Linked DNA regions of Homo sapiens: region 2 is linked to region 1. Evidence: chromatin loops called from intact Hi-C (ENCODE). Cell type or tissue: dorsolateral prefrontal cortex. All regions are shown on one strand. Each heading gives the region's core, and the rest is flanking DNA. Links, peaks and the distances in the headings are about the cores only.

Region 1 (15,811 bases), core at 1-8,000:
AATAGATATTTAGAGAATATTTTATCCAATAGCTGCAGAAGACACATTTTTTTCCCTCAACACATGGATTATTCTCAAGGATAGACCATATGTTAGGTCATAAAACAAGTCTTAAAGCATTCAAAAAAATTACAATGATATAAAGCATCTTCTCTGACCATAATGGAATAAAACTAGAAATCGATGAAGAATTTTGGAAACTATTCAAATACATGGAAATTAAACAATATGCTCCTGAATGACCAGTGAGTCAATGAAGAAATTAAGAAGGAAATTGAAAAATGTCTTGAAACAAATGAAAATAGAGGAAGAGGCAGTACTTCCAAACTCATTCTATAAGGCCAATATTACCCTGATACCAAAACCAGACAAAGACACATCTAACAACAACACAAAAAGAATACAAAAGCTACAGGCCAATATCCCTGATGAATATTGATGCAAAAATCCTCAACAAAATATTAGCAAACTGAATTCATCAAACACTAGAAAGATCATTCATCATGCTCAAGTGGGATTTATCCCTGGGATGCAACATAGGCAAATCAATCAATGTGATACATCATATCAACAGAATGAAGGACAAAAACCGTATGATTATTTAGATTGATGCTGAAGAAACATTTGATAAAATTCACCATCCTTTCATCCCAAAAAACCTCAAAAGACTCTACCAAAACATTAGAACTGATAAATTCAGTAAAGTAGCAGGATACAAAATCAATATACGAAAATCAGTAGCATTTCTTATGCTAACGGTGAACAAACTGAAAAAGAAATAAAGTGGTCTAATTTACAATAGCCACAAATAAAATTAAATATATAGGAATTAACCAAAAAAGTGAAATGTCTCTTTAATGAAAACTATAAAACACTGATGAAAGAAATTGAAGAGGACACCAAAAAATGGAAACCCATGTTCATGAATTGGAAGAATCAATATCATTAAGATGTTCATACTACCCAAAATGATCTACAGATTCAATGCAATCCCTTTCAAAATACCAATGACATTCTTCACAGAAATAGAGAAAACAAATCATAAAATCTATATGGAACCACGAAACACCCAGAATATCCAAAGCTATCATAAGAAGAAGAAAAAAAAAACTAGAGGAATCACATTACCTGACTTCAAATTATACTACAGAGCTATAGTAACCAAAACAGCTTGGTATTGGCATAAAAACAGACACATAGACCAATGAACAGAGAACCCAGAAAAAAATCTGCATACCTACAGTGAACTCATTTTCGACAAAGGGGGGAAGAACATACACTGGGGAAAAGATAATCTTTTCAATAAATGGTGCTGGGGAAACTGGATGTCCATATGCATAAGAATGAAACTAGACTCCTGTCTCTCTCACCATATACAAAAATCAAATAAAAATGAATTAAATAATTAAGTCTAAGACCTCACACTATGAAGCTACTACAAGAAAACATTTGGGAAACTCTCCAGGACCACATTCTGGGCAAATATTTCTTGAGTAATACCCCACAAACACAAGCAACCAAAGCAAAAATGGACAAGTGGGATCATATCAAATTAAAAAGCTTCTGCACAGCAAAGGAAACAATCAACAACGTGAAGAAACAGTCCACAGAATGGGAGGAAATATTTGCAAACAAATATTTTCCCCTCTGACAAGGGATTAATCAGCAGAATATATAAGGAGCTCAAACAACTCTACAGAAAAAAAACTCTAATAATCTGATTTTTTAAATGGGCAAAACATTTGAATAGACATTTCTCAAAAGAAAACATACAAATGGCAAACAGGCATATGAAAAGGTGCTCAACATCATTGATCATGAGAGAAATGCAAATCAAAACTATAATGAGATATCATCTCACCCCAGTTAAAATGGCTGATATCCAAAAGACAGGCGGTAACAAATGCTGGCAAGGATGTGGAGAAAAGGGAACCCTCATACACTGTTGTTGGGAATGTAAATTAGTATAACCACTATGGAGAACAGTTTGGAGGTTCTTCAAAAACTAAAAATAGAGCTACCATATGATCTAGCAATCCCACTGCTGGGCATATATCCAAAAGAAAGGATATCAACATATCGAAGAGATATCTGCACTCCCATGTTTGTTGCAGCTCTGTTCACAATAGGCAAGATTTGGAAGCAACCTAAGTGTCCATCAACAGATGAATGGATAAAGAAAATGTGGTACATATACACAACCGAGTACTCTTCGGCCATAAAAAAAAAATGAGATTGCAACAACATAGATAGAACTGGAAGTCATTATGTTAAGTGAAATAAGCCAGGAAAAGAAAGACAAACATTGCATATTCTTACTTATTTGTGGGATCTAAACATCAAAATAATTGAACCCATGGAGATAGAAAGTAGAAGGATGATTACAAGAGGCTAGGAAGCATAGTGGGGGGTGATGGGGAGATGGGGGTGGTTAATGGGCACAAAAAATAAAGTGAATGAATAAGGCCTAGTATTTGATAGCACAACAGGGTGACTATAATTCATAATAATTTAATTGTGCATTTTAAATTAAAAGAGGATAATTGGATTGTAACACAAAAGATAAATGCTTGAGAGGATGGATACCCTATCTTTCATTATGTGATAATTACATTGCATGCCTATATCAAAACATTTCATGTATCCCATAAATACATACACCTATTATATTCCCACAATAATTAAAAACAAAACATTTAAAAAATGAAATAACCACTCTTTATATTTAGCGTATGTCCTCCTAGTTTTGTTCATACTAATAAATTTATATACATACATACTACTTTGTCTCTCTTATACACACGTATAAGACCAAATGGTTTCTTATGGATACTATCGTAACTGTTTCCCAGAAAGCCAACTCTTTGATGGAGTTTAGGGTGCAGGATGTTCGGTAAAGAATGACCTTGGCAAAAAACAGATGCTGGTGGGCCTGCGAAAGTGCTTTGGGAGGCTGAGGCGGCCGTATCACCTGAGGTTGGGAGTTGGAGACCAGCCTGGCCAACATGGTGAAACCCCGTCTCTACTAAAAATGCAAAAATTAGCCGGGCGTGGTGGTGCGTGCCTGTAGTTCCAGCTACTCAGGAGGCTGAAGCAGGAGAATCGCTTGAACCCGGGAGGCAGAGGTTGCAGTGAGCCGAGATCGCGCCACTGCACTCCAGCCTGGGAGACAGAGCGAGAATCCGTCTCCCCGCCGCCAAAAAAAAAAAAAAAAAAAAAAAAAAAATAGTGAATGCTTATACACTACTTGTGGGACTGTAAATTAGGTCATCCACCGTGGAAAGCAGTTTGGAGATTTCTCAAAGAAGTGAGAGTTGAACTACTGTTCGACCCAGCAATCCCATTACTGGGTATATACTCAAAGGAAAAGAAATTCTACCAAAAAGACACATGCACCTGTATGTTCATTGCAGTGCTATTCACAATAGCAAAGAAATGGAATTAGCCCAAGTGCCCATCAATGGTGGATTGGATAAAGAAAATGTGGTACATATGCGCCATGGAATACTACACAGCCATAACAAATAATGAAATTATGTCCTTTGCAGAAACATGGATGCAGATGGAGGTGATTATCCTAAGTGAACTAATGCAGGAATGGAAAACCAAATATCACATGTTCTCACTTATAAGTGAGAGCTAAACATTGGACACACATGGACATAAAGATGGGAACAATAGACACCAGGGAATACAAGAGGAGGGAGACATGGAGGGAAGAAAGGATTGAAATACTACCTGTTAGGTACTATGCTCACTTCCTGGGTGATGGTTTCAATTGTACTGCAAACCTCAGCATCATGCAATACACATTTGTAACAAACCTGCGTGTGTACCCCCAAATCTAAAACAAAAGTTGAAAAACAAAACCAAAACACCCCCCCCCAAAAAAAAGAATGACCTCAGACCAACACCTATGAAAGGGAAAGGAAAGCACGAGATTGGATAGAACAGGGTTTTTCAACTGTGGCATAGAGACATTTCAGACTAGGTGTAACACTTTGTTGTGGGGCTGTCCTGTGCACTATGGGATGCATAGCAGTATCCCTGGGCTCTACCCACTAGATGCCAGTAGCACACATACACACCTCCCTCCCCTTCAGTTGTGATGACCAAAAGTGTTTTCAGACATTGCAAAATATGCTGGTGGTGGGGAAGGAGGGGATAGCAAATTGCCCTCAGTTGAAAACCACTGGGGTAGAGAGAAGGGCTGAGCTTGAATGTGTGCCTAACAACTGTGGTAAACCCCAGGGGATTTAGGGAGCCAGAATGGCCCTTCTGAGTTGTAGAAAGTTGGGCTGATATGGTGGGCACTTTTTTCTCCAGCATGGATCAGTCATTGGATGTGGGCTCCTGAAAAGGGGTGTGACATTGCGTAAGGAGGCTCTCTGTGACTGGAGCCGCAAGTTCCTCATTGAAGGGGAATCTGGAACATCCCAGTGTTCATGGCATGTGCTACTCTGCAGTTGTTCATTTACTTCTCACCATTTTCCATTTAATAATAAAATTCTTGAGAATTGAGACCACATATTATTTTGTTGTGTATCATTGAAATCCAGTATGCTACATGGGAATAAATATTTTTAAATAATGAAACGAAATGAGACAATAATTGGGTGGATATTTGTAAACTTAAATATGATAATAAATGGTTTCATTATGCATTTTATTGAGATATGAGAAACTTTCAAGAGATTTATCCATATTTATATTTAGTTATGAGTTCTTTTTTGAGAAGTAACAATTTACTCAGCTGACAGCACTAAACAGTACTGAGCTAATCTTTAACAATGTTTTGATTTCTGTAAATGAGATTATCAGTAATTTAAAAAGAGGATTAGGAAGTTTGTGTGGGATAGAACCAACTAATTGCTGAAATATACACAGAATTCAAGTATTGAAAAGTTTTACTTTAAAAAGATGTGATTATAAAGCATTGTTTCCTATGTATAGCCCTGTAAAATAATACCCATGTGCATCCGGCAGAGGGCACAATTGTACAAAGTATTGGAGAAATGCTTTTAAAAGGAAGTGCATTAATCTCTCAGTCATAGGCTGTAGTGACACATGTCAGTCACATGTAAATGACTCTATACATCTAAAATTCAATAGTGTATTGTTTTTAGATGATATTTCACTACTGCGTTTCCAGCTCTATTCTTTCACATTGTTTTTAAAGTTACTACATCTTCAACAAAATCCGAATTAGGTTAAAATTAATCTCTAAATAATTTTCATTTCAACTGGCTAAAATAATTTGAGGCCAACAATGTGTAAGGCTTTTTTAGAGCATAATTTTACGTATGTTATGTTTTCTGTCCTCACAAGATATTTTATGGGTCATTGACATAGAAGCACAACTACATATACTGTGCAGAATCACCCTTCTACATTAAGAAAAAAAATCAGGTCCTGTCCCTGTATACTGTCAGATTTTTCTTGGCATGGATCTTGTACATGATGAGCTTGCACGGTGAAATGGATGAATCCCTGTCCGAGGGATGGAAGGTCTGTCTTTGTCCCTTCCTGGTTGTGTCACTACTTCTCAGAGCCTGCCTATCTTCATCTGTTAGTAGAGGAACAATGATGCCCACGGGGCCCTCTTCACACATGGGTGTTGTGAGTTCATGGTTTAAGAGCCATGATATCCACTCATTAGATGCATGTGCCATAGGACAGGAGTAACTGAGTAACTGAAGCAACAGCAGGCGTCAAGAAGTGTCCACTGGACGGTGGTCAGATTCTCTAGTTTTCCCTCTGCTAAGAGTTTGACTGAATGAATCTCTGGGTTCTTGGGCAATTCAGGGAAGTGGGGGAGAGTCAAGTGAGGAGTTAAATTTCTGCTAATCTGGGGAGGAGGGCTTTGACTGGTATTACAACCTCATTTTCACCACAACCTCGTAAAGCAAGTCACTGTTCAAATACATTTCTTAATTTAGATATATTTCTAATTTCACTTTGGTGAATTTATTGTTTGATAGTAATCCAAAACTACACAAGGACAGAATAGCTGTATATGTGAAGGTGTTTATTGCAGTATTGTTTATTGATAATTGGTAAAATTGAAAGCAATTTAGGAACATGGACTATTAGGCAGCCATCAAAATGAAAATTATGAATATTATATAGGCACATGGAAAGTATGTGATGAATGATAAGTCAAGTCAAAGCAAAATAAATCATATATTATGCTAATAGCTATGTAAAAGTTGAGAATATATGTGGTTGGGGAACAATGGCAAGAAAGATGGAATGGTAATAACTTCTAACCTGTCCAGGAGTTAGTAGCAGTCTTTGTGTGTGTGTCTCTCTCTTTCCCTCCTAAATCACATTATTGCGGTTATAGTATATTTGTAGAATGAGACACTTCTAAAGAGATTTTTCGTGCTTTGTTTGAAATACAGTAATGCCCAATTTGTCCAGTCTGTTAGGAAAGAAGTGGCCTATTTAAATGACTTATGAATCTTCTTTTCCCCATTAACTGATGTTTACTCCTCTAAACACAAAAACAACAACAACAAAACCATTTTGACTAGAAATCTTTCTAAAATCTATTGTGTACTTTCCTGTCTTCTCCAACAGTTTCCTGAGCACATTTTATTCTTGTCTTTATATCTCAGGCTTACCATGATGAATGTCAATTTCTCTCCCACACTAGAATGCAATGAGCAATACAAATATAGGGTTATTTGCCTCTACATGGCATGATCAAATCTCTTTTGAGTTTTGATTCCTTGGTTCTTATTTTTACATGTTTTCTTTTTTTGTTGTTTGTTCTTTTTCTCACTTTTAGTCTATCAGGTGTCATTTTAATGATTGTCAGTGTTCCAGCCTTTGGCAACCTATCCTTCCTAACCTGCCAACAAATTTGCTGCTTCTAACATGCCTTGTTAGGAAAATCACACAAACGAATTGACTAGAATTATGTGCAGAGAGCTCCAAAAGGTGTTCCATCTTATGTAAGTGTTTGGACAGTGGAGACATGGTGATACCTGTTTTGGTTGTTCAGAGATATTTTGCTTACTTCTCAGCTCTTGGCTGTTTTCTGGATGCGTTGAGGTCTCAGGGAGATGGCCTGTGTACAACAGACATGTTGCTTCAGGGAAAATAGAATACTGACTCACAGAAACAAAGCATAGTAGTCATAAATCCAGTTAACACCAACAAATCAATGGAAACTGAAAGCAGAGTCAAGAAATCAATAGTTATAAAAAAAAAACCCACACTTGGATTTGCTCCATTCTGTTTCCATGACACTTCATCCATTCCATTCATAGACTTCATCCTGGGACAAATTTACCTCCAGTTGAGAAAGAAGCAATGGAATGAGGAAAAGAAGAAATGATAAAAGATAAATTAGAGAATCATAATTTATGGAATTCAAGGATCTTTTCCTTCAGCCAATCAATAAATAGCCCATATTTCAAATATATAAGACATATTTTGAATGTGTAAAGCAGGTTGCTAGGTGCTGTGGAGACTCAAAAGAAGGATGTATTTATGCTCCCTACCCTCACTCATTTTTAATTAAAAAAATTTTTTTGAGATAGAGTCTTGCTGTGTCACCCAGGCTGGAGTGTAGTGGCATGATTACGGCTCACTGCAGCCTCGAACTCCTAGGGTCAAGTGATCCTCCCACCTCAGCCTCCCAAGTAGCTGGGACCACAGGCATACACCACTACGCCCAGCTAATTTTTGCATTTTTGGTAGAGATGAGTTTTTGCCATGTTTCCCAGGCTGGTATCGAACTTCTGGGCTCAAGCAATCTGCCCACCTTGGCCTCTAAAAGTGTTGGGATTACAGTCATGAGCCACCATGCCTGCCTGGCCTATTTATTTATTTAGAGATAAGCTCTTACTCTTTTGCCCAGGCTGGAGGGCAGTGGCACAATTACAACTCACTGGAGCCTTTTTTTTTCCTTCCTACAAAAGAATTAAAAATAGGAGTAGAGTGGACCCTCTGTGCAATTAAAAATTAATTAATTTAATTTCACTAAATTGTACATTAACTCTGTGAATATAGGTGTTATATAAATTCAGGCATTTCTGCTACCCAGGGTGAGTGCTATTTTCTTTTAGTTCTGCTGTCTAAAATAAGACTCCAGTTCAACCTTAGCCACAGTGGATGTGTGGGTATTTTATTGAAGAGAGTTTATACTATAATTTGTTGAGCTTCACCCTGCTCTTGAAAGTATTTATGCACTTCCAGGGCTTGGGAAAATTTATTACACTTCCAAGCCTTCTCTTTCTTCCAAAAAACAAAAAAAATACCCAACAAAATTTGCAGTAACCACAAAACGAATAAGCAAACCCACCTCCTAATCTTCAGAATGGTGGTTGGAAGATAACTTGTAATGGGACATAATTTTTGGTTTCTATTGCTTAATTCTCAAGAACCTTACAGATTCCAAGGATCAATGTATAAAAAGTCATCTACACTTTGTAGGGGAGAAGGAGTGTCTTTCCTCACTCATTATAAGGTTCATGACTATAGGGGAGAAAATATAATTTCTTATTTTTACCCCTCTCTTAGTTGAGACACTCCTGAAAACGAAAGTCACGTTAACAAGAGAAAAACCAGCAGAAGTTTATTGACACGTGCTGTACCCATCACTTGGGAGAGGCCTCTGTTCAAAAGTATTTCTCTCTTAAGGCAGTGGCTTAGGGGACTTGCTTAAATAGTATTTCAACAAACAGCCTTAAATCCTATAGTGACAAGACAAAGAAGAGAGCATTTTCAGGCTTCCAAAAGGTGGGCAAATGTGGGAAGGTAAACTTATGGGAAGAGTCAAGTTTGTTCCTAGGTCCTCTGGCACTGTTATCTCTCAGCTGATGAGCAAGTGTAGGCAGGAAAAGTCAGGGAGGAGGACAGGAAGACCTTTGTCTTTGTAAATTGCTCTCCTGTCATCAGGCAGGCAGAGGGAGGGGCAGAGTGTCCTCTGGTGTTTTAACCTTCTTCAGGTCAATAGTCCTCAGTGTTTTAGACAGAAATATTTTGGGTTCCTTCATGGCTGAAACCCCAATAACAAATGACAGATTAAAAAGAGAAAAGCATAGCAAGTTTACTCAATATAAATTTTACATAACACAGGAAGCTTCAGAAATGAAAACCCAGAGACTAAGGGAAAACCATATTTTTGTGGACAGTCATGCAGAAGTGTGATTGGAGGACAAAATAATATGACATAGTGGTAGTAAATTTGGGGGAACTTAGCAAGGCCTGTTTGTTCAGATTCTTTTTGGCCTCTCTGTGTAACATTTCTTTCCTCTAGGTATAGGGCAGGACACCTGTCATATGAGGGTCTTCAGGGGAGAAAGGAAGGAGAGGGTCAGAGACTGACCTTCCTAGATTCTATGGCCTGTTTCAGGGGAGAATGGTGGGAGAAGATGAGAGAGACCTTCCTGCTTCTGCCATTTTCTCAATTGCCAAGCTACTGTATTTTGGGGTATTGTGTTCTGAGCCTGTCAGCTTAGATTAATGTTTGAGAAGTGACCATTTTGTAATAATCAATGCTAATCACTGGACAAATTATTGTACAGTGTAATTAGAAATGATCATCAACACTGGATAAATTATCTGAATGTTCATACTGTTTTATTGCTTGCCATGTGCAGGCATAGACTGTCTATGGAAGGAAAGGGAGTATATTTGGAGTGAATAACAGTGTTGTCTACATTAGGCTAGATTTGCTGGTCATTGTTATAGAAAGCCATTTAAGCAAATGTTATCACTTCCGTAGTTTGACGGCTACAGTAATGAAAACCTAAGGTGTCTTATTGTTATCTGAACATATTACATATTAGAAATGAATGTATCTATTGAATTCTGAATTATTCATGGTAGTAGTGACAAGGTTAATGTTTAGAAAAATTACTTAATCACACATATTGGAATAAGCCAAAATAAAGTGTTTAGAGTCTTGAAACCATTCCAAAATCACATTTTACCCAATAACTGAAAAAATATTCTTCCATCACACTTTGAAAGCACTGTGAATAATCATGAAATAACAGTACCCTTTCAAATTTTGGCTAATTTTTTGTTGGAAATGATGATGGGGGACAAGATGGTCCAAAGGTTAGGAACTAGAGAATACTTTCTCTTCTGGCTATATGATCCTATAAACATCTACAAATTTGGTGATCAGTAGCTCAGTGAATGTTAAGGGTAATGTACGCTCTCAATTTATTAGGTATCCATTGGTTTTCTATTAAACTAAATGTATGTAATCAATTTAATATGCATGATTGATAAGACCCATAGAAATAAAATACTAGTTGAATCCTTTACAGCAGTGGTTCTTAGCTTTGAATTCATATTGGAAACACTTGAACAGCTTTTAAAAATCCCAAACCCAGGTCACATTCCAGACCAATTAAACTAGAATCTCTTGGGGATGAGGCCCAGATATCCGTACTTTTAAAGCTCACTAGATAGTTCTAATATGTAGCCAACTTTGAGAAATACTACTTTATAGAACATCTCTGCTTACTCTTAGTTAAGTTTAAGTATTTCAGGGACTCTTTCTTTAACAATCATTAACAGTCTTTTTCTTAAACAGTCTTTAGGGACTGTTTCTGTTTCTTTTTCTTTAAATGGAAGCAAATCATTCCAAAATAATAGTTTATTTGTTTTATTTTATTCCTATCTGTTTTTTTTTGCTCTTGTTTCATTTTGTTTTATTTTTGCCAAGTTGATCAATATAGCATAATGGCATATGGAGTCAGGTCATTCTCAGTTTGAATGCAGATTGGGCTATTTACCAGTTGTCATAGATTGGCAATGTATTTAATCTCTAAGCAAGTTTCCCCCTGCCCCATCTATAGCAGTATTTCTCAACTGGAGGCAATTTTTTCCCACCAGGAGACATTTGTCAATGTTGGAGATGTTTTTGATTGTTACTGCTGGGGAGTTGTTTTTGACATCTACTGGGTAGAGGCCAGGGATGCTGCTCAACATCCTACAATGCACAGGACAGAGCCATAGCAAAGAATTATCTGGCTCCAAAAGTCACTAGTGCTGAGGTAAAGGAACCCTGATCTACAGAGTGAGGCTCTAGAGTCTGACTGCATTCAAAGTCTTATTTCTCTACTTCCTAACTGTGTAATCTTGAGCAATTTACTGAATGTATTCTTGCCTGAATCCCATGTGAAAATGCAGATATTATTAGCACCCACTTTGGAGTTGATGGGAGGTTTAAATGGGATAATGCATTTGGAGCATTAATACAGTGCAAATTATTACCACAATATGTGTCTTTCTGTTCTGGGGCATTTATGGCCTTTTGTCAGTATCCCTGAGATAATTTGTTTGATATATCTCTTGATAATCTGAGTTCATATTCCGTGGTTCAGTGGGAGAAGAGAAAAAGGGGTTGGAGGCTGGAGTTGTCTTTGAACATGTACATGCTTTCAATTTTAAGTGGGAATTCAGAGGAGATAGTTACACAGCACACTGTTAAATTCCTTCTCCCACTTTTCACTTTCCTCCCCCAGCTCACCACTAGCTTGACAATTGTATTGGGTTGGAGTATTCAAATAAAAAGCTTGTATTCAGCCAAATAAAAGTCAAAGAGATTCTTTTAAGTACAGGTTCTAAGGGAAAGTGCTTAACAGCAATGAGCACAGTTTATTTATTTATTATTTTATTATTATTTTTGAAAGCTCTAGGGTACACGTGCATGATGTGCAGATTTGTTACATAGGTAAACATGTGCCATGGTGGTTTGCTGTACCTATCAACCCATCACCTAGATATTAAGCCCAGCATGCATTAGCTCTTTTCCCTAATGCTCTCGGCCCCATGCCCCGACAGGCCCCAGTGTATTGTTCTCCTCCCTGTGTCCATGTGTCCTCATTGTTCAGCTCCCACTTATAAGTGAGAATATGTGGTGCTTGGTTTTCTGATTAACACGGTTTATTTGTAAACTTTATATTTATTATTAACAAGAAGCAGATAGCAACAGGAGTTTGAAATTCGGGGAAAAAAAAGCTCTGTGTTGGAAATAGAAATCTGGGACTTACTACTACAGAAGGAGTCAAAGTTATGGGAAAGAATGAGATTTCAAGGGAGACTGTAGGGAGAAGAGAGAAGAGGGCTCAGGATGTAATGTGAGAAATAAAGCTCAGCTAATAGTTAGTGCAAACCTACTGTGTGCTTGCCGGTCACCTTTCTAATCTATTATACTACATTTGGCTTTTAGGGAGAGTCACCTCCTATTCACAGTCCTCATCCCCAAGTGTTCTGAATCTGGCTTGAAACTAATAAATGAATCTTTACTGAAGACAATATGGAATGCTCACAAAATTAGGTAGAAAATTCCTATGTCGATTGCTGTCCATGAATCAGATTCATTTTTAATTTTTGTCATTATAATTATATAATCATATCACACAATTTGAATTTTTCTCTATGCATATGCTTTCCTGTACTCATAGTGTGCACAAAACTATGCATGTTTTTATAACAACTTTATTGAGGTATAACTCACATACCATATAGTTCACCAATTTAAAATACACAATTCAATAGTTTTTAGTATGGCTTCAAAATGTCTCTTCAAATGGCTATATCATAATTTGCTAGGTCTTTCTTCTATGTGGGGATATTTAAGTTGTTTCTAATTTTTTACCACTATAAGTAGATTTTTCTGCATGTAGATTTTAAAATATTTGGATTATTTTATTTTTAAAACTTTTTATTCTTTAATTGATACATTATAATTGTACATATTTGTGATGTACAATTTGATGCTTTGATATATGTACAGATTGTATAATGTTCAAAGCAGGGTAGCTAGCATATCTATCACCCCATGCATATATCATTTCTTTGTGGTGAGAACATTAAAAAATCTCTCTTCTAATTTGTAATATACAATACTTTGCCATTGACCATAGTCACCCTACTGTGTAATACAACACCAGAACTTATCCCTGTTGCCTAATTTTAACTTTGTACACACTGACCAACCTCTCCTCATCCTGCCCTTCCCCATTCCCTCCCCAGTTTCTGATATAAACACTGTTCTTCTCTCTACTTCTATGAGATCACTTTTTCTTAGATTCCACATAACAGTGAGATCATGTGGTATTTGTCATTCTGTGTCTGGCTCATTTCATGTATTAATATGATATCCTCCAGGTTTGTCCATTTTGTCTCAAATGACAGAATATCACTCTTTTTAATGGCTGAATACTATTCTATTGTGTAGATATATCACATTTTCCTTATCCATTCATCTGTTTTTGGACATTTAGGTTGATTCCAAGTCTTGGCTGTTATGGATAGTGCTGCAGTAAACATGGGAGTGCAGATATCTCTTTGATGTACTGATTTCATTTCCTTTGGATATATATCCAGTAGTGGGATTGCTGGATTATACAGTAGTTCTATTTCTAACTTTTTGAGGAGCCACCATACTGTTTTCCATAATGACTCTACTAATTTACATTCCCACCAGCACTGTGTAAGGGTTCCCTTTTCTCCATATCCTTGCCAAGAGTGGTTTTCTTTCATCTTTTTGAAAATAGCCATTCTAATTAGAGTGAGGTCACATTTCATTGTGGTTTTCATTTGCATTTCCCTGATGATTAGTGATGCTGAGCATTTTTTCATATACCTGTTGGTCATTTGTATGTTTTCTTTTGAGAAATGTCTGTTAAGGTCTTTTGCCCATTTAAAAATCAGATTATGTTTTTGTTTGCTGTTGTTTAAGTTCCTTATATATTGTGGACATTAGCCCCTTGTGAGATGTATAGTTTGCAAATATTTTCTCCCATTCTATAGGTTGTCTCTTCACTCTGTTGTTTCTGTTGCTGTGGAAAAGCTTCTTAGTTTGACAAACATACAAAAATCAGTAGCATTTCTGTATGCTGATAGTAAATGATTTGAAAAAGAAATCAAGAAAACAATTATATTTAGCATAGTTATAAAATGTACATAGGAATAAACTTAACTGAAGAGGTGAAAGATTTCTACATCAAAAGTATAAAACACTGAAAGAAATTGAAGATGACACAAATAAATGAAAAGATAGCTCATGTTTATGGATGGGAAAAATTGATATTGTTAAAATGGTCTTACCACCCAAAGCAATCTACAGATTTAATATAATCCCTATCAAAATACCAATGATCTTTTTCACAGAAATAGAACAAAATGATCCAAAAATTCATGGGAAACCACGAAAGACCCCCAAATAGCCAAAGCAATCTTAAGCAAAAAGAACAAAGCTGGAGGCATCACACTACCTGACTTCAAAATATACTACAAAGCTGTGGTAACCAAAACAGCATGGTACTGGCATAAAAATAAACACATGGACAAATGAAACACAACAGAAAGTCCAGAAATAAATCCATGCACTTATGACCAAACTGATTTTTGATAATGGTGACAAGAACACACACTGGGGAAAGAATAGTCTCTTCAAAAGATGGTACTAGAAAAGCTGGATATCCACATGCAGAAGGATGAGACTAGATCCCTACCTCTTTTACCATACACAAAAATTAACTCAAAATGGATTAAAGACTTACATGTAAAACCAGAAACTATGAAACGACTAGAAGAAAACGTTGGGAAACATTTGATGACAATGAGCTGGGCAAGGATTTTTAGTTAAGACCTCAAAAGCACAGGCAACAAAAGCAAAAATTAGATAAATGGATTATTTTTAAAGCCACATTCAAGATCTATTTTGAAGTCTTTCTTTGTCCATGAAGAATGCATAAAGGAATGTGCAACTGGAAAATTTTGTGTAATGGAGAAACTTGTAAAATGGATTAATAATTATCATTAAAGGATTAAACTGGGAGAAAGCTCCCCAAAAGAGAATTTCAAACAGGCAGTGAACACTAGTTTGGCTACCTAACCCATCTTTGAGTGGAGATGAATAGCTTCTCCCTGCCTTCACTTGAATAAAACTAAACTTAGGTGTATGCCAATATTCACTATTAAGATGGTACACTTACATTTATTATTACCTAAACATGGATTTGTATTGTATGAAAGCCAGATAATATAAGCAAAAGGAAGGAAAGAAAAATCTCTTTCTGGGTTTGAGACCAGCCTGCTCAACAAAGGGAGCGAGACCCTGTTTCAAAAAATATGTATAAATAAAAATAAAAGAAAAATCCCCTCCTGGGAATGAGAAAATCATTGCCATTTTCTTATTTTTTTTGTTTTATTATTTATTTATTTTAACTTTTATTTTAGGTTCAGGGAATATGTGCAGTTTGTTATGTAGGTAAGCTACGTGTCATGGGGGTTTGGTGTACAGATTATTTAGTCACCCAGGTAATCAGCATAGTAGTATTTTGATCCTCACCCTCCTCCCACCTTCCACCTATGGACAGTTTGAATAAATGCCACATGAGCTCTGAAACTGCTGGGGTTTCTCCAAGGAAATCCCCTTAGAGAAAAGTAACATCTTCTATTTCATTTGGTCTTCTAGTTAGTTTAGATGTATTTAAGAGCAAAATTCATACAAATACGTGGAAGAAAGTTTCAGTGGGCTCTTCCACTTACTTCAGAAAATTGATTTAAAATAGGATTGATGTTAATTCCCAAGGCATTAATTAGACAGCTTGTAGGGTCCATCTTCTGCTAATTTCAATAATTTCCCTAAATTTTGCTTTATCTCTTTCATATGCAGAGATGTTCTCCTAAACTAATTTGATCAACACAAAAGAGATTTTATTTTCCTGGAAAAAAATCCAGCCCTTTAAAAAAATCATTGAATGTCAAATTATGAATACAGGACTACTTCTACACATTTATAATTCACATTCAAACATTTATTGAGCAC
Region 2 (15,811 bases), core at 7,440-15,439, 1.2 Mb after region 1:
GGGCTCCAGCCTTGGCCAGCCCAGAAAGGGGCTCCCACAGTGCAGCGGCGGGCCGAAGGGCTCCTCAAGTGCCGCCAAAGTGGGAGCCCAGGCAGAGGAGGCGCCGAGAGCGAGCAAGGGCTGTGAGGACTGCCAGCACGCTGTCACCTCTCAAAAGCAGTGAAATCCTTTCAGAGGCAACTGTTTGCTCCAGGTTTCCCGAGTTTCCTAACATCTTGTTTCTGTCTTCCAATCAGTGTTCTATTGTTTAAACTCCCAGAGGGAGAGTAGAGAAGATGAAAAGCAAAATACACAATGCTATAGGTCTTGAACTCCTGGACTCAAGCGAACCTCCTGCCTCAGCCTCCAAAAGTGCTGGGATTACAGGCGTGAGCCATGGCACCTGGCCACACAATGCTACAGGTTTGCTGTTGAGTTGGTTGGGAAGAAGCTGCTGGCTGGTTGTTTTTCATAAGCTGTTGGGAAGGAAGGGAAGAGGACAGGTGGTAAATAATTTTCCCAAAAGTAAAATAGCCAGTAATTGGAAGAGTTGGGTATAGAAGCAAGATCTTTCCACTAACATGCCACACCCCACCCCAATACCAACTTCTTTCTACAATTCTGTACTGTCACAATAAGAAACTGAAATAGTAGTCAGTCACACACAATTTACCTAGAGTGGCCAAATGAAGCCTCATCAAATTAAACAGCTTGGAGTTTGTGACCAGCCTGGCCAACATGGTGAAACCCCATCTCTACTAAAAATTCAAAAATTAGCTGGGTCTGGTGGCATGCTCCTGTAATCCCAGCTACTTGGGAGGCTGAGGCAGGAGAATCGCTTGAACCTGGGAGGCAGAGGCTGCAGTGAGCCGAGATCACGCCATTGCACTCCAGCCTGGGGACAGCACGAGACTCCGTCTCAATAAATAAATAAATAAACAAGTTTGTCCTTAGCTTGTGTTTAAGCCATAAAAGTGAGGCACACCTTTGTGTGAGGGACATCATCAAAACATCTCCCTTAGCTCTCCCCACAAGCTGGCATTCTTCTGAAGCAGTTAACAAAAGCCAGCCTCATTGTACATAGTCTAACTGTCCCCAGAAGGCAGTCATGACTGGAGTCAGTGGTATTGGCTCTTAAAAGCTGGATGTGCAAATTTGTTTCCAAATTTTGCATTCGGTTATGTCATGTTGGTAGCTTGAAATTGGCCATGGTAGGCATTTCTACACCACAGAAACTGGCAAACACTACAAACCAAGTGCTTGTAATTTTTTACTGGGGATTTGGATGTTAAACATTTTACCAGCACATCACTACTCAACGACTAGTGTCCATGACAAAATGTCATTATGTTGCCTCTGGTGGTCAGGTAAATCATGTGATGAAGTGCTTTCTATATTGAAAGCAGCCATATATCATATATTGTTCTGTTATTCTCATTGGGGAAAACAAGCGTCCTAACTGATTTCTGAGTCATTCTTCTTGTGACTAACAAACTAATTCAGAGAAGCTTATTATTCCGTGACTCTCCACTTAAAGAGGGACCTTTGCCCTCTATGACAAGCCTAAGAAGATGAAAGTTACAGAAAAAGCTGTTTGTTTTAATGACTTCTTTTAGCACAGTACAGTTGGAAGTCTCACATCAAACCAAAGTTTTTCTCTCAAAGTAGCTGTCTCCAGTCCTGACCTAGAGTGGAAATCACATGAGACACAGAAATTCACAGCTCAAGGAGAATTATCTGCCAGCATCATTGAGCAACCAATTTAGCATCACTGCCACTGGTGAGGATCCATAGTAGAACAGCTGCCTTCAATCCACAGATTATTGAGCTAAAGACAGAGAATTGCTTATTCATTAATCAGAGTGAACAATGTCATCATTGACCAGGCAAGAGAAAGAGTATATTTAAAGCCTTGGAAACTGACAAATCGAGATTTCCACTGGTCAAAGTCTTTCCAAATCCCTGGTGTAGTGTCTTCCCTGTAGCTGGTACTGGCACACGTTTGGTTCTTCCTCTTGTCTGCTACTAAATCCCCAGAGTACAGAGTACATTTTCACTAAACCCAACTGACATAGGCAGCGATTGGATCAGAAGAGCTTATTAATGAACTGAAGGGCACAACAAGGACTGCTTACATCACTAACTGTTGGTAGCTAGGGGCTGTGCAGGAAACTTTTTTTTAAATTTTTTTTTTATCACCAGCAGTTAGGTCCAGAATATAACTGATAACAGCCACATTTGAATTACATTCCTACAAACACCACAGTTAATGTCAGTTCTGGAAAATGCAGGGAGGAAAACCACCAAGGTGATGCTCTAGTTAATAAAAATATTCCAAGGAAACCATTTTCATCTCAAATGATTACTCTTAGCTTTGTCTGAGAGAATACCTAGACTATCCTTGGGTGGCAAATGACTCCAGCGACCCTTGCTATTTGGGTGTCAGTCCTTTCCGTTAAGACTAGAAAAGTAGCCTGTAATCCCAGCACTTTGGGAGGCCGAGGCGGGCGAATGACGAGGTCAGGAGATCGAGACCATCCTGGCTAACACGGTGAAACCCCATCTCTACTAAAAATACAAAAAATTAGCCAGGTGTGGTGGCGGGCGCCTGTAGTCCCAGCTACTCAGGAGGCTGAGGCAGGAGAATGGCGTGAACCCAGGAGGCGGAGCTTGCAGTGAGCCGAGATTGCGCCACTGCACTCCAGCCTGGGTGACAGAGCGAGACTCCATCTCAAAAAAAAAAAGACTAGAAAAGTATATCTGTTACAGACTGTATAGCATCAGCCCTCCATATTCATGGGTTCTGCATCCAGAGATTTCAAAAATATTGAAGAAAAACAATTAAAACATAACAATTAAAAATACAGTACAATAACTATATAGTATTTATATTGTATTCAGTATTTTAAGTAATCTAGAGATGATTTAAAGTACATGGGAGGATGTGCCTAGGTTATATGAAAATCCTGTATCATTTTATGTCAGGGACTTGAGCATCTGTGGATTTTAGTATCCAACAGTGATCCTGGAACCAATTCCCCAAGGATACTGGAAGAGGACTGTACCTGTTGGCTCTGTTTCAGTTAGGTTCCTGCCAGCAATGGTCTTCCAACGAGTAAAGGCTGATTTGCATCTATGCTGCTCTCTCCATATTCTTTTCTCCTTATGACAAGCAGCATGAAGGACTGCTGGCCTGGGGAACACATCTTATCTGAATTCCTGGAAGAGACAAGCCAATAGACCCACTTATGACCAAGAACTGGACACTCACATGCTCTTAGTAATCATTAGATTCTAACGAATAGAATCTACTCAAGTTAGGTTAAGTAAAAGGATAAAGATCTCCTGGAAGAGGAAGCTGTATAGGTTCCAGGAAAAGCAGGAATGAAGAAGATAGTTTCAGGAAGTTTAACAATACACATACGTGCATACTTACTCTGGTGTCCTACCACTTATCTGACTCAGTTGTCCATTCTCTGAGTCTTTGTATTGCTTGATTCAAATTTTCCAAAGAAGAAACATCAGTGACCACTGATAAGCATACAGATTGACTACCCTGAGAGTGCTGTCTATCCCTGTCTCATTAGACAGTGGGCAAAGCAATGTAGGATGGTTTCATATTCTCAGGACTAACAACAGGGAACAAGGTAAGATTGAATAGGAAATCAGTCATGGAAGACATATCCACTAGCATCTTTACTCAGTACCATAACAAACCAAAGAATAGTGCCATAGTCTGCAGTTTACTTTTTAAATGAATGGTGCTCTGGATCTGCACATTATGAAATTTACCTCTAAATCAATCATGTAAGCTGGCTTAGGCTCAAAAGAAAAAATATATACATACATAAAGGTAAAACAAGCAGCCATTCTATCATTTCAGCCATCCAATGAATAGATTGACCATGAAAAAAATCAACTGAGCCAAAATGTTTGATCTGATGATCTAGAGCAGAAGGAGCAGAAGGATTTGACATTCGTGTGGCAATAAAAATTATTGTTATATTAATTGTGCTTACTTCTCATTGTGAGGTTAATGTTTTGCTCTTCATTGCTAATTATAGATCAGGGTCAGAAAACTTTTTCTGTAAAGGACCAGATAGTAAATAATTTAAGTTATTCAGGCCATCTGCTCTCTGTGACAACCTCTCAACTCTTCTGACATGCTGATGCAGCCATAGACAATATGTAAATTAATGGGTGTAGCCAATTGCCAATAAAGTTTTATTTACAAAAACAGGTGGCAAGATGGATTCCGTCTGCTAACCATTGTTTGTCAACCTCTGTTTTAGATCATTTCTTGTTCTTCTCTGTCAAACATCTAGGTTTTTTTACATACATACCATCAGAGGACACAACCCCCCACTCCTCCTTGTTGTGGTCATCAAGAAATGTCTGGTTATTACCGGGAGGCGGAGGTTGCAATGAGCCGAGATCGCGCCACTGCACTCCAACCTGGGCGACAGAGCGTGACTCCGTCTCAAAAAAAAAAAGAAAAAAGAAAAAAAAGAAAAGAAAAGAAACGTCAGGTTATTAGATCCAACTATATTGTTGCAAATGACAGGATCTCAGTTTTTTATGGCTGAATAGTACTCCATTGTGCGTATGTACCACATTTTCTTTATTCATTCATCTGTTGATGGACACTTAAGTTGCTTCCAAATATTGGCTATTATGAATGGTGCTGCAATATACATGGGAGTGCAGATATCTCTTCTATATCCTGATTTCTTTTCTTTTGGGTTATATACCTCAGAATGAGATTGTTGGATCATATAGTAGCTCTAATTTTAGTTTTTTGGGAAACCTCCAAACTGTTCTCCATAGTGGTTACACTAATTTACATTCCTACCAGCAGTGTATGAGGGTTCCCTTTTCTCCACATCCTTGCCAGAAATTGTTATTGTCTGTCTTTTGGATAAAAGCCATTTCTATCTTCCTTTTAATCGTTGATGCTTGTCATTGTTCTTGACAACTTTTCCACTCATAGCGAAGACAATTCACCCTGCATCCTAGCGTCTCTGTCCCTTGAAGTCTTCACTTCCAATAATCTTCTCATCTACATCACTTAATCCACCCACTTTCTCTTAGAGTCTGCCATCTCCAATAACCAAACTACCTGTAAAATCTTGATTTCGAGCCTCTCACTAACCATCAAGCCCTCTCTCTCTCTCTAATTCACTCACTCTAGTACCCCAGACACCAATAGTTCTTTGACTCACTGAGACCACTAGAACCTCCAGTCCATTGACCCTATCACTTTTTCACCATACACCATCCCTGCCCTCGCAAGTCCTCCTATCCCTCCTTGCGCAGTTTAGACAGCAGTCATACTCTTGGATACTCCCCTTAACTCCATTGTTCCTCTTTCCCGGTTCTTTACCCAAGCTACAGCTGTACCTGAGCACTAAATATGGCTGGAGGAAAACAAGCATGACCACGGTGCTCAAGTGGGCACTCAACATACCTAACAAGCCTACCATGTTTATCTAGTAACGTTAACTTTCCCACTCTTGGAGACAATTACTTTACATCTTTCTTATTCTCCAACCTCCAAAGTCACCTCCCTATAATCACTTTTTCTGTTTTGTTGGCGAATAGAAATTATCCAAGCTTGTATTTCCCTGGGCTCAGGAACATTTGTGCTGCAGAGTTGAAGGTTATGGTTCCCCAGAGGCAGGTGCCTTCTGTGATGAGTGCCCACTTTCTTGGCTTGCATCTCTGAAACTCACTGAGGGAATTATGCTAGATTTTCCCAGGATTAGAAGACAGAGAGCACTTGGAGACCTAGGGTAGAGTTTGCTAACATGGAGAGACTTTAATTCTCCAAGACTAAAGGGGATCTGGGGTTTGGGAATGGGTCCCAGAAGCTGGTGCTCATGTCCTCTTCCCACATAACAGCTTGTGTTGGAGAGGTGGCACAGCATTAAGAGGGAGTGGCTACAGGGTCTCTGTAGGAAGGCTGGGTCTCAGGCACTAGGGCTCCCAGCCCCAGCCTGAGCATTATGTTACATGGTTGCCTCGGAGCCTCCTGCCTCCAAAGAACCACATGGGCCTAGACTACAAACATCATTAGCGGCCACCTGGACCTAAGACCAAAGGGCCCTTCTTGTATGTTCTGGGCAACACAAACCCGTGATATCTCTGCTTAACCCTTCAGTGGAGCCCATATTGTGACTAATGTTGAATTTCCAGCCAGGCTGATGGTGGTTAAGAATCAATTAAATTCTCTTTAGAGAACTAAAAAGGACATTCTTTAAACCTTATGTTGAAAAATAAAATGCAGACCCGCTACATTTGATTCTGTACAATGCAACTCAGAGGAATAAATTTCTACCACTGGCTTTCTGAAGCACATCCTTAAGCGAAATGCACAAAATGTGAATTGAATGAAAATCAAGGTGATACTATACTATCCCCAGTTTTCATGGTCATAGCTCAACATTTACAATGTAAATACTTAGGCTTCCAAGTATGATACAACAGAGGTGTCTTCTTGAATGAATGACACATCAACACTTAGAATATCACATTAAAATTCCCACACAGACCTGTAGAACCATCTGATTTTTACTGTACTAAAAAAACCCCAAGCTTTTCAAAAGGGCATTGAAAGTTAGAAAATCTCATATCTTCAGGAATGAGCAAAGAGGCCTTAGGTGGGAAAGGAAGTGAGCAGAAATCAATTTTACTTGCTTCGGTCTCACAATGGATTTTGCAAAGTAAAGGGTAGAAAATCAATCTTGTCAAATCAGTGAGAATTTATACACTTGAAGGAGTCAAAAGGTCTTGGAGGGTATATTAGGTAGTAACACATTCTTCTTTATCACATCATAGAGGTGATAGCATGAAGATTGAACCCTTTTCTGTACTGAGAGGACCCTGCCAAGGATTTTGGCCTTGTTTCTCATTCAGAAGAGCCCAAGGCAGAACCAATCCTGAGACTGACTTCCTTAGTTCCCCAGTCCAAACACCCTGAAGGGAAGGATGGATCAAGACATAGGAAGCCCTAGCTGTTCCTGTTCTTTACTCACAAAAACAAACAAACAAACAAAACCTCCAGGTTACATCTAACAGAAAGCCCCCCTGCCCTGCCTCTGGAAGTGCACGCCTTTGGAATTTGCAGGCACCTCAGCCATATGATAAGATTGGTCTGTGGTCATGAAGTAAGTCTATTTCACAATGAGTAGGAGCTGGTCACTCCCAGTGACACCACCGTGGAATGAGACAAGAAACCAGAGTGTGGGAGGTGGGCCTTGAACAGAAGGGAGGCTCGTTTTCTCTCTGGGCTTCACTCTCCAGGATGTGGAGGAAACATCACAGATAAGTGAAGTCAGGAGAGGTAAGGCACCAATGTCCTCTATCCCAGGGATGTTGGCCAAAAGCTAGGCCAGGAGGTGAACCTGTAGCAAACTCAGCTTCCCTCTTCGTTTCCACAAACTTTAATGAAGCCTCTTGTAAAACATCTGCTTACTTGGAACTTTCTTGCTTAGATTTATAGAAGAGTCATGAAGGCCAGCAGAAGAGAGAACAGCACTCCCCCACCACACCACACCCGCTAGGTGAGCACGCCAGTGGCCCTGTACTTAGTGAAAAGGCCCCAAAGGGAAGCGTCAAGGCTGAGAAGTCCCACTTCCTGGCCCCACCTGGACTTTTCATTCATCACACTGCCAAACTTGATGATGTAGGCTTGATGTGATTAAAGGAAACTGACAGAAGCGTATGACCTTGGGGAAGTTGCTTGACCTCTCTAAGCCTCAGTTTCCGTAGCTGTAAAATGGATATAATAACAGCACCTATATAATAGAATTATTATAAGTATTAAATGAGTTGATGTTTGTGAAATTCTTAGGGCCATGCCTGGCATGGAGTAAACACTGTATGCATGTTGGATGGAATAAAAATAATCATTATGCAGGGCAGGTGGGGGGGCGGGGGAGGGGGGGCACAAAAAAAAAAGAAATAATCATGGCCGGGCACAGTGGCTCACGCCTGTAATCCCAGCAGTTTGGGAGGCCGAGGCGCACGAATCATCTGAGGTCAGAAGTTCGAGACCAGCCTGGCCAACATGGTGAAACCCCGTCTCTACTAAAAGTACAAAAATTAGCCAGGCGTGGTGGCCTGCGCCTGTAGTCCCAGCTACTTGGGAGGCTGAGGCAGGAGAATTGCTCGAACCCGGGAGGCAGAGGTTGCAGTGAGCTGAGCTGGCGCCAATGCACTCCAGCCTGGGTGACAGAGTGAGATGCTGTGTCAAAAAAAAAAAGAATCATAATTATGATATTATGTATTGTACTTCAGATAAATCAACACAGAACTGATGGCTATTAGGTATTAACAGGTTTGGTGGGCAGAATTCTAAGATGCCCCCAAGATTCTAAGCCTCTGGTGTACATACTTCTTTTGCCAGTTATTCAATCAAACACTATCCTGGGTGGTGCTTTGAAGTGATTTTGAAGATACAATTAAGGTCCCAAATTACAGGGTGGGCCTGTCCTAATCAGGTGAGCCCTTTAGAAGCAGAGCTCTTGCCGCCAGCCAGCTGGTCACAAGGTAGGAAGTCAGGGAGATGCACTCCACCTGGCCTGGAAGAAAGTGCACATCGACATCAAGAATATCCTGTGGAAAGGGTCACATGTCAAAAAACTGTCGCTGGTCTTCAGACGATGAGAGCAATCTCGGCTGACAACTAGCAGGAAAAGAGAGACCTCAGCCTACAATTGCAAGGAACTGAATTCTGCCAACAACCAATGAGCTCAGAAGACCTCTGAGCCCCAGATGAAAACCATTGCCCTAGCCAACACCTTGATTGCAGCCATGTGAGACCCCCAAAGCCGAGAATGCAGCCACCCCATCCCTGAAATTCTGACCTACAGAAATTACGAGACAATCAATTGGTGTTATTTTAAGCCACTTAAGTTTGTGATCATTTGTTACACGCAATAGAAAACCATTACAGAGGAAAGAAAAGAAATACACAATTAGGAAATAAGCAGCCAATTTTGTCCAAAGCCCAGGAAGCTTCTCCTCCACCCTCCCACATTACAGGGAAAGACTTTGTCACTAAGTCATTCCAAAATAATACCAGTTCAGAAAAAAGTTCATTTGCCATGTTAGCTTTGGTCTTATGGGAAGGGGTCGTCATTCTGTGCTCACCAGCATCACTGGCAGAACAAGGCTGACCCATTTGCCTCAGGAGACAGCAAGTTTGGGACCTCCCAGGCTGGTTCATGTGATAAGGGAAAGGGCTCTGTGATGTCCAGGCCTAAACCTGGCACAGCCTCCCGGTATCACACTGGGACCTCTGACCTACAGACTGGGCTCCACCTCCTTTCCCAGACCTACCAGGAAATTAAGCAGGGTGTTTTTAGGACCCAGTGACCAGTACTCTGGGATTCATTGAAGAAAAGAGAAGGTGGAGTGTGTACTGATTAACAGCCCTGGCTTGGGCATTAAACTCCGGCTTCACCACCTACTGACTTTGTTAAGTTCCTTAACCCCTCTGCACCCCCATCCATAAAATCGGGATAAGAACTGTGAGGGTTTGAGGGAAGGTTTATAAATCACTAATGCATCATGCCTAGCTTTCAGCAAGCCATCTAGAATGGGAGCTATTATTCAGTTGGTTTTGATGCTGGCTTGGTCTGAGGCTGAAGCCCTAATGCTGGGCTTTTATCATATTATGAAGGCTGAAACCTCATGCTCCAGAGTAGACAGCTGAGCCCATCTTAGACCCTCATTTCTGAGCCCCTAATGTCTGCTTAATGGCTGGCCACTGCGACCTGGTACACGGAGTATCAGCCCATGTCAATTAGCCCCATTATAAACCCTGAAGAAATAAGCCATCCTTTCCTGGTCCCTTCCTCTTGCCTTCCTCTTTCATTGTAACATGAATTGTGCTAGCAATGGGCACCAAGTAGCCAGCATGTGTACTGAATAAAAGCAAGGAATATGTAGTACAATGACAATGAGATTGGTTGACAATAAATATGTGTCGTTTGCAATCTAAAAACAGACAAAATGATCATTTAAAAAAGATGGGTTCATGAGTTTATGTCCATCATTCATAAAGGTAAGGTCTATTCAATGCCACTTAACCAGCTTTGATGATAGAATTTATGAGGTTGTACCAGGTTGGAATGATAAAGCACTCAAAGGTATATGCCACTTATAAATATAACCACATCTAGACTCATAACAGATTATTTAAATATAATATTCTTTTTGAGCATGGCTAAGTGAGGTCATTTGAAATTTTCCTAAATTGCTATGAGTGAAGTGGTAACGGTATTTTTCCCATCTGTAGGGATGACCATCTATTATATGGACTTGCAAATTGATTAACTGCCTGGACTATCTAAGAAGAAAAAAATGCTGTTCTAATAATTGTTACAGTTCTGGGTTAAACTCGGTGGATTTGACTGAAGGAAGATTAACATAAGCAAGGGTCTGATACATTTTATATGAGAAACCATGCTATTTTCTAAACTGGTGCTTTCAGAAAGAAAACCATAGCAAAACGTCTACAGCTCCTCACCCCTTAGCGGATGACTCTGACCAGAGCGTAACATCCAAGAAATCAAGTATCTTTACCTGTCACATTCCTTACCACCCTGGTGCCTAGAATAGTGCCTGATAAAGACATGGGAATTCATCACATATTTTCTAAGTAAATGAACTAAATGAATTACCTAGTGGCAGGATGTTGATGTTAATTAACGGCGTAAATCCTAAGCAGTACATGTAAATATGATCAGATCAATTTTTTTAAAAGTAGGAGGTAAAGTTCTGTTAAAAAGAAGTAGGAGAGGTAACGTTCTGTAAAGTCACATTTGGATTATTGTGTACATAGGAAAAGAAGGAAACCCGGTGTCAGTGGAATCTATCACTACAAAGTTTTCATTCTTGAATGGAAATTTCCAGAGCTTATGTTGTAAACCATTTTATGATGGGTCATTTATGAGGAGCAAACCTTTCGCTTAAGTGACTGTGACAACAGTGCCATCTGCTGGGAAACTAGCTGTGCATTTTAGACTAATATTCTGGAGTCTTTCATATAGCAAATTAAAAATTACAGAAAAATTATATTGGAAATAGATTTAGAGATCATCTAGACCATATGTAATCTTACAGGTAAGGATTTGACTTAAGGAGTTACAATTTTCTTTCGATTGATGCAATGGAGCCCCAAATTCATCTCTCAGAGAGATAACTGAAACTACAGCCATCATTACTAAATTATACCAGTGTTCCTGTAAATCTGAAACTGAAAGGCAGTTAAAAATCCATTCCTCGAGCCTCCAAAGAGCACAGTCCAATAGAAATCTGTTCAATGGGGCAATGGAACTTTCTTCTGCAATAATCTGTACCTGCACTGTTCAATACAGTAGCCACTAGCCATTTGTGCATATTTTATACCTGAAATGTGGCTAATGACACTGAGAAACTGGATTTTTAATTTTACCTAATTTTAATTAATTTACACTTCTAAATAGGCACATGGCTACAGCAGGGTTTCTCAACCTGGGCACTACAGTATTAACAGTTTGGACTGGAAAGTTCTTTGCGGTGGGGCTGTCCTGTACATTGTAAGAGGCTTTGCAGCATTCCAGACCTCTACCCACTACATGCCTGTAGCACCCCTCCTCAGTTGTCACAAACAAAATGTCTCCAGTTATTGTTAAACATCACTGGGTAACAAAATTAACCCCAGTGGAGAACCACTGAACTAGTTGCTACTGTATTAAGCAGCAAGGTTCTAGAATATGCTTAATATGTATAGTGTTTTGGTTGAAAAAAAGAACTGGCGCCCACACTATGCTAGGACAGTAGTGGTTTTGTTGTAACAACAGGGAAGCTTAAAACAAATTAGACAAGCCAAGAAATATGTTTCTTTATTTTCATTCCCATATAGCAGAGATGGAACCAGGACAGTGATGCTGGAAAAGCCTGCCTCGATCAAGTCATCACATAAGTTAATGTCAGAAAACCTGTATTTGAATTTGACTCCTCTATCCTTACTCTGGAAAATTGGACATCTTGACCCAGTGGCTGTGAGGGCTAAATTAGATGATGCAGAAAGTGCTTGGCATGCAGTAGATATGCAAAACAATAACTTATGACACTCTCCATGCAGGGAAAAAAGTCTTCATGCCTTCTAACTAATAATACAAACGTATGCAGTGTCTTTCAACCCTGGCTTGAGTTTAACAAATACAAATTGAATAGAAAAAATTAGTCAAACTCCATAAACAAGTTTATAACAAATACAAATCTAATCGAAAAAACTAGTCAAACTCTATAAATCCAACTTGATTTTAAAATTCTAGTGGCTACAACACTCAATAATGTTTTCACATCGTTTGTGAATCCATTCCCTAGATGCATTTAAAGATGTAGGAGAAACTGTTTCAGATCCTCTGGGAGGACGAGTTTGGTTATCTTATGATGCTGCTGGATTCCAAAACACTTCCGAATTCTAAGGCGGCATAACTGCATCAAAGAAGGGGGCCCTGGAGAAAGATCATAAGACAAGTCATACAATGGTGCTATTGATCTAAGACTCCTTTTTTTTAAAAAAAAAAAGCATCCAAGATAGAACATTGTTATAAGGAAATAATATTGAACTATTTAAGACCATTTTCTGGGGTTTTTTTGTAGAAGGCATTTTTAGGCTATGTTCTCTCTTTTCCGGTAGCTAATTGAAATAAGCTTGTTAGGTTTTTAATTTAGAACAGAGTGAAAGAAATTTAAAGCTTAGCCTCACTAATGGAGGCTTAAATAAGCTAACTTGGGAATTACACAGCTATACAAAAATTCCAATAATACAAATAAAATTTATGTTTAATGGTGTTCTTTTATCTTTAAAAATAAGGGCATATTTCTAGATGCAAACATTTTTATTTTATAACTTGAGCAAATTAAGGTACTCAAAAATAATGAGCTCACAGTGAATCCTAAGAGTATGTGAAGTCGTGTTTGTTTTTACATCCTGTATTCAGAGCTATTCCAATGCTTCAATTCATAAGTGAAAAGTGAACTAGCTAGCACAAACCTTGCTTAGGGAACACCCAACAGTTTACATTTTAGGACAGTGGTTCACAACTGGGAGGAGGCTCAGGGAAGGAAAGGAGGAGGAGATCATTTTGCTCCTCAGGGGACATTTGGCAGTGTCTGGAGACATTTTTGGTTGCCAAAACTTGAGGAAGGGTGCTACTGGCATCTAATGGGAGAGGCCAAGGATGCTTCTAAAAATCCCAGAGTACACAGGACAGCCCCCAACTGATTCAAAATGTCAATAGCGTCAAGGTTGAGAAACTCTGTTATAGGGCAAAAGGATGGGGAATGATTTTCCCTGCCCCCCTACCCCTGTTCCTGCATCAAATTGTAATGGGAATCTTCTTTTGGTTATTTTTTAAAAAGCAAAACTATATACCCTCAAGAACTCCATAAAGCCGTAGCCCTCAATCCAGGTAGCACTTCAGACTCACCTGGGGTGGGGGTACATTCAACTACATGGACGCTGAGTCCCCCCAACCAGGGATGTTGCTTCAGTTATTGTTGGGTGAAGCCCAAGCATCTGGATTTTCTAAAGGCATGTGCCCGAGGTCATCTGAGTGTGCGGTCAGGGTTGTGAATACATCCAAAAGGATACTGTGGTCTCTATTTTCCTATAGCAATACCACCAACTACAGGATCAACCGAGTTAACTTATCTCTCAAGGTGATGCAGAACAAGGAGAGATGGAACTCGACACATATACAATCAAAAAAATACTTGCAGTATTTTAAACCAGGCCCTAACAGAAGGGCCCTGTTGGAGTAAGGCACCTATGAGATGATGCCCAGTATACTCAAAGCATTTAAAAATGAACGGCTTCCCAGTGTTCTCAAGGCACATATTAACGAGCAGCAAAAAGCACACTGTGGGGAAACTGAACCTAATCTAACCTCACTAAGGAATGTTGAAACATGTGACTGATCATCTGTGCTAGAAACGCTGTCAGAGGCAACCGTAGGAGGTACTGATAAAGCATTACAAATAACAAGATCTCAGAGCAGGCCTGATAGAGAATTAAGAAAAGTGGGATGTCACAGGAAACTCAGTGTATTAATAACTACTGATGCCAACTGAATGCTGCTGTTTACTACAAGTAAGACAATGTAAAACAACTGTAGCTTCAAGTCCATAGACACAGAGCTGAAAACCCACTACAGATTTGCAGTCACTTGCTGGCACCTGCAAATATTCAAGGGGTTTGCTTTGCTCGGTAATAAAACCAGCTAATTGTGTATTTATGAATTGGCATATTCCTTTGGGCCTTGATTTCTTTTTTCCCCCAGCAACAACCATTGATGTTTTGTTTTTTGTTTTTTGAGACTGAGTCTCACTCTGTCGCCCAGGCTGGAGTGCAGTGGTGTGATCTCAGCTCACTGCAAGCTCCACTTCCCAGGTTCACACCATTCTCCTGCCTCAGCCTCCCGAGTACCTGGGACTACAGGTGCCTGCCACCACGCCCGGCTAATTTTTTTTGTATTTTTAGAAGAGACGGGGTTTCACCGTGTTAGCCAGGATGGTCTCTATCTCCTGAACTCATGATCCACCCACCTTGGCCTCCCAAAGTGTGGAGATTACAGGCGTGAGCCACCGTGCCCGGCCAGCAACAACCATTGATGTTTTAAAGCCAAAGTGCACTGGGTGAGGGGGGATGGGGGCTGCGGTCATGTTGGGCTGACAGTCATTTCTAGGTTTTAATTGAGCAAACACTGCTTTAGATGCTTATCAAGGGTGAGGTGGCAATATTCTTAAAATCTTTTCCCTTTTCTCAGAAAACGGGAAAATCTTACCTTTCCTAACACCCACGCAAAGCCCAATTCAGAACATGGTTGGGTTTTACCAACATTCTCCTGTTGCCATACCATTGAAAGAGGACAGTAATTGAATAAATTCCCTTCCCCAGGAAACGGAGAAACAGGTGGACTGAAGCAAATGAATGTAGGGGCACCCAGAGACAGAAACTGCTGTGAGCAATCCACAGGTCTAGTTTTCTGCACTTTCCTGACCCCATTTCTTGTGGGCTCCGAGCCCTCTGAGAGGTGACTACACCAAAACCCCAAAATTGACTCATGGAGGCAAAACAAGTAGTGATTCTCTCCAGCAGCAAATGACACCTCATAAACTAGTGGGACCATAGGCCACACTGTCACCGTGCAAAACGTAAATTCAAAATTAAAGTAATTACTGTCTCTAGGAATGGCTTTGGGAAATAAAGCAGAAGGGAAAAGCCAGGGGAGGCAATTTGAGAATGCTATGAGGTTGTTTGATGGAGGAGGGGACATATACATCCTACATTAACGTATGCCCTACGTTATGACTGAGGGGGACCTGAGGCACTTTTGCCTTTATGAATCCCTTTCTCAGTGAAAACAATTAAAAATTCTATTTCACAACTGTGTTGGTATAAAGATGATTACAATCCATGTTGTTCTATTCATTTTTTATTCTGATTGTTTAAAAATTAAGATATTTTTATGGGCCTCGTAGACATAGAACTTTTTCAAAACAAGTAATTATTAAAATGCAGATAGAACTGCTCCATGATTATCCCACTGCTTAACTGTAAGGGGCCTCTACTGGACTGTTCCTTGTCCAGGCCTGGAGTCAATCTTTTCTGCCTGACCAGCACTGCTCAGGAGCATAGGCCTTGTTTGGCATGCCCCCAGGCAGGGACTTGACTGCAAGTACCCTGGGGCAGTGAGAGTAGGAGGAAGAAGGATTCCTTAGCCCACTTTACAGTTCTGCCCAAAGCCAACCTTACTGCTCATCATGTGGGGAG

Evidence for each region. Hi-C counts contacts between places; a loop is a spot of excess contacts. Peaks named below come from ENCODE experiments on the same cell type or tissue, not always from the same donor. Only the 100,000 strongest peaks of a DNase experiment are listed, where the experiment ranks them.
Region 2: a loop joins it to region 1, with 18 times the contacts of the local background. A loop is called at or near these places in 63 of 110 quality-filtered maps.

Annotation. Positions count from the first base shown.
Region 1 is chrX:14,034,531-14,050,341 of GRCh38, forward strand. No RefSeq gene overlaps it. Among named protein-coding and RNA genes, the nearest start is that of GEMIN8, 13 kb to the left of the region's middle. In dorsolateral prefrontal cortex, for the core only: CTCF peaks have their summits at 4,994 (motif pointing right) and 5,194; a DNase peak (open chromatin) is centred at 4,981; H3K27me3 peaks cover 4,437 bases.
Region 2 is chrX:15,232,143-15,247,953 of GRCh38, forward strand. It overlaps ASB9 (ankyrin repeat and SOCS box containing 9), which reads right to left. Exons shown (of 7, transcript NM_001031739.3): 7 at 11,845-12,488. The coding sequence ends at 12,364. Among named protein-coding and RNA genes, the nearest start is that of ASB9, 30 kb to the right of the region's middle. In dorsolateral prefrontal cortex, for the core only: CTCF peaks have their summits at 10,976 (motif pointing left) and 11,184; a DNase peak (open chromatin) is centred at 10,968; H3K27me3 peaks cover 6,300 bases.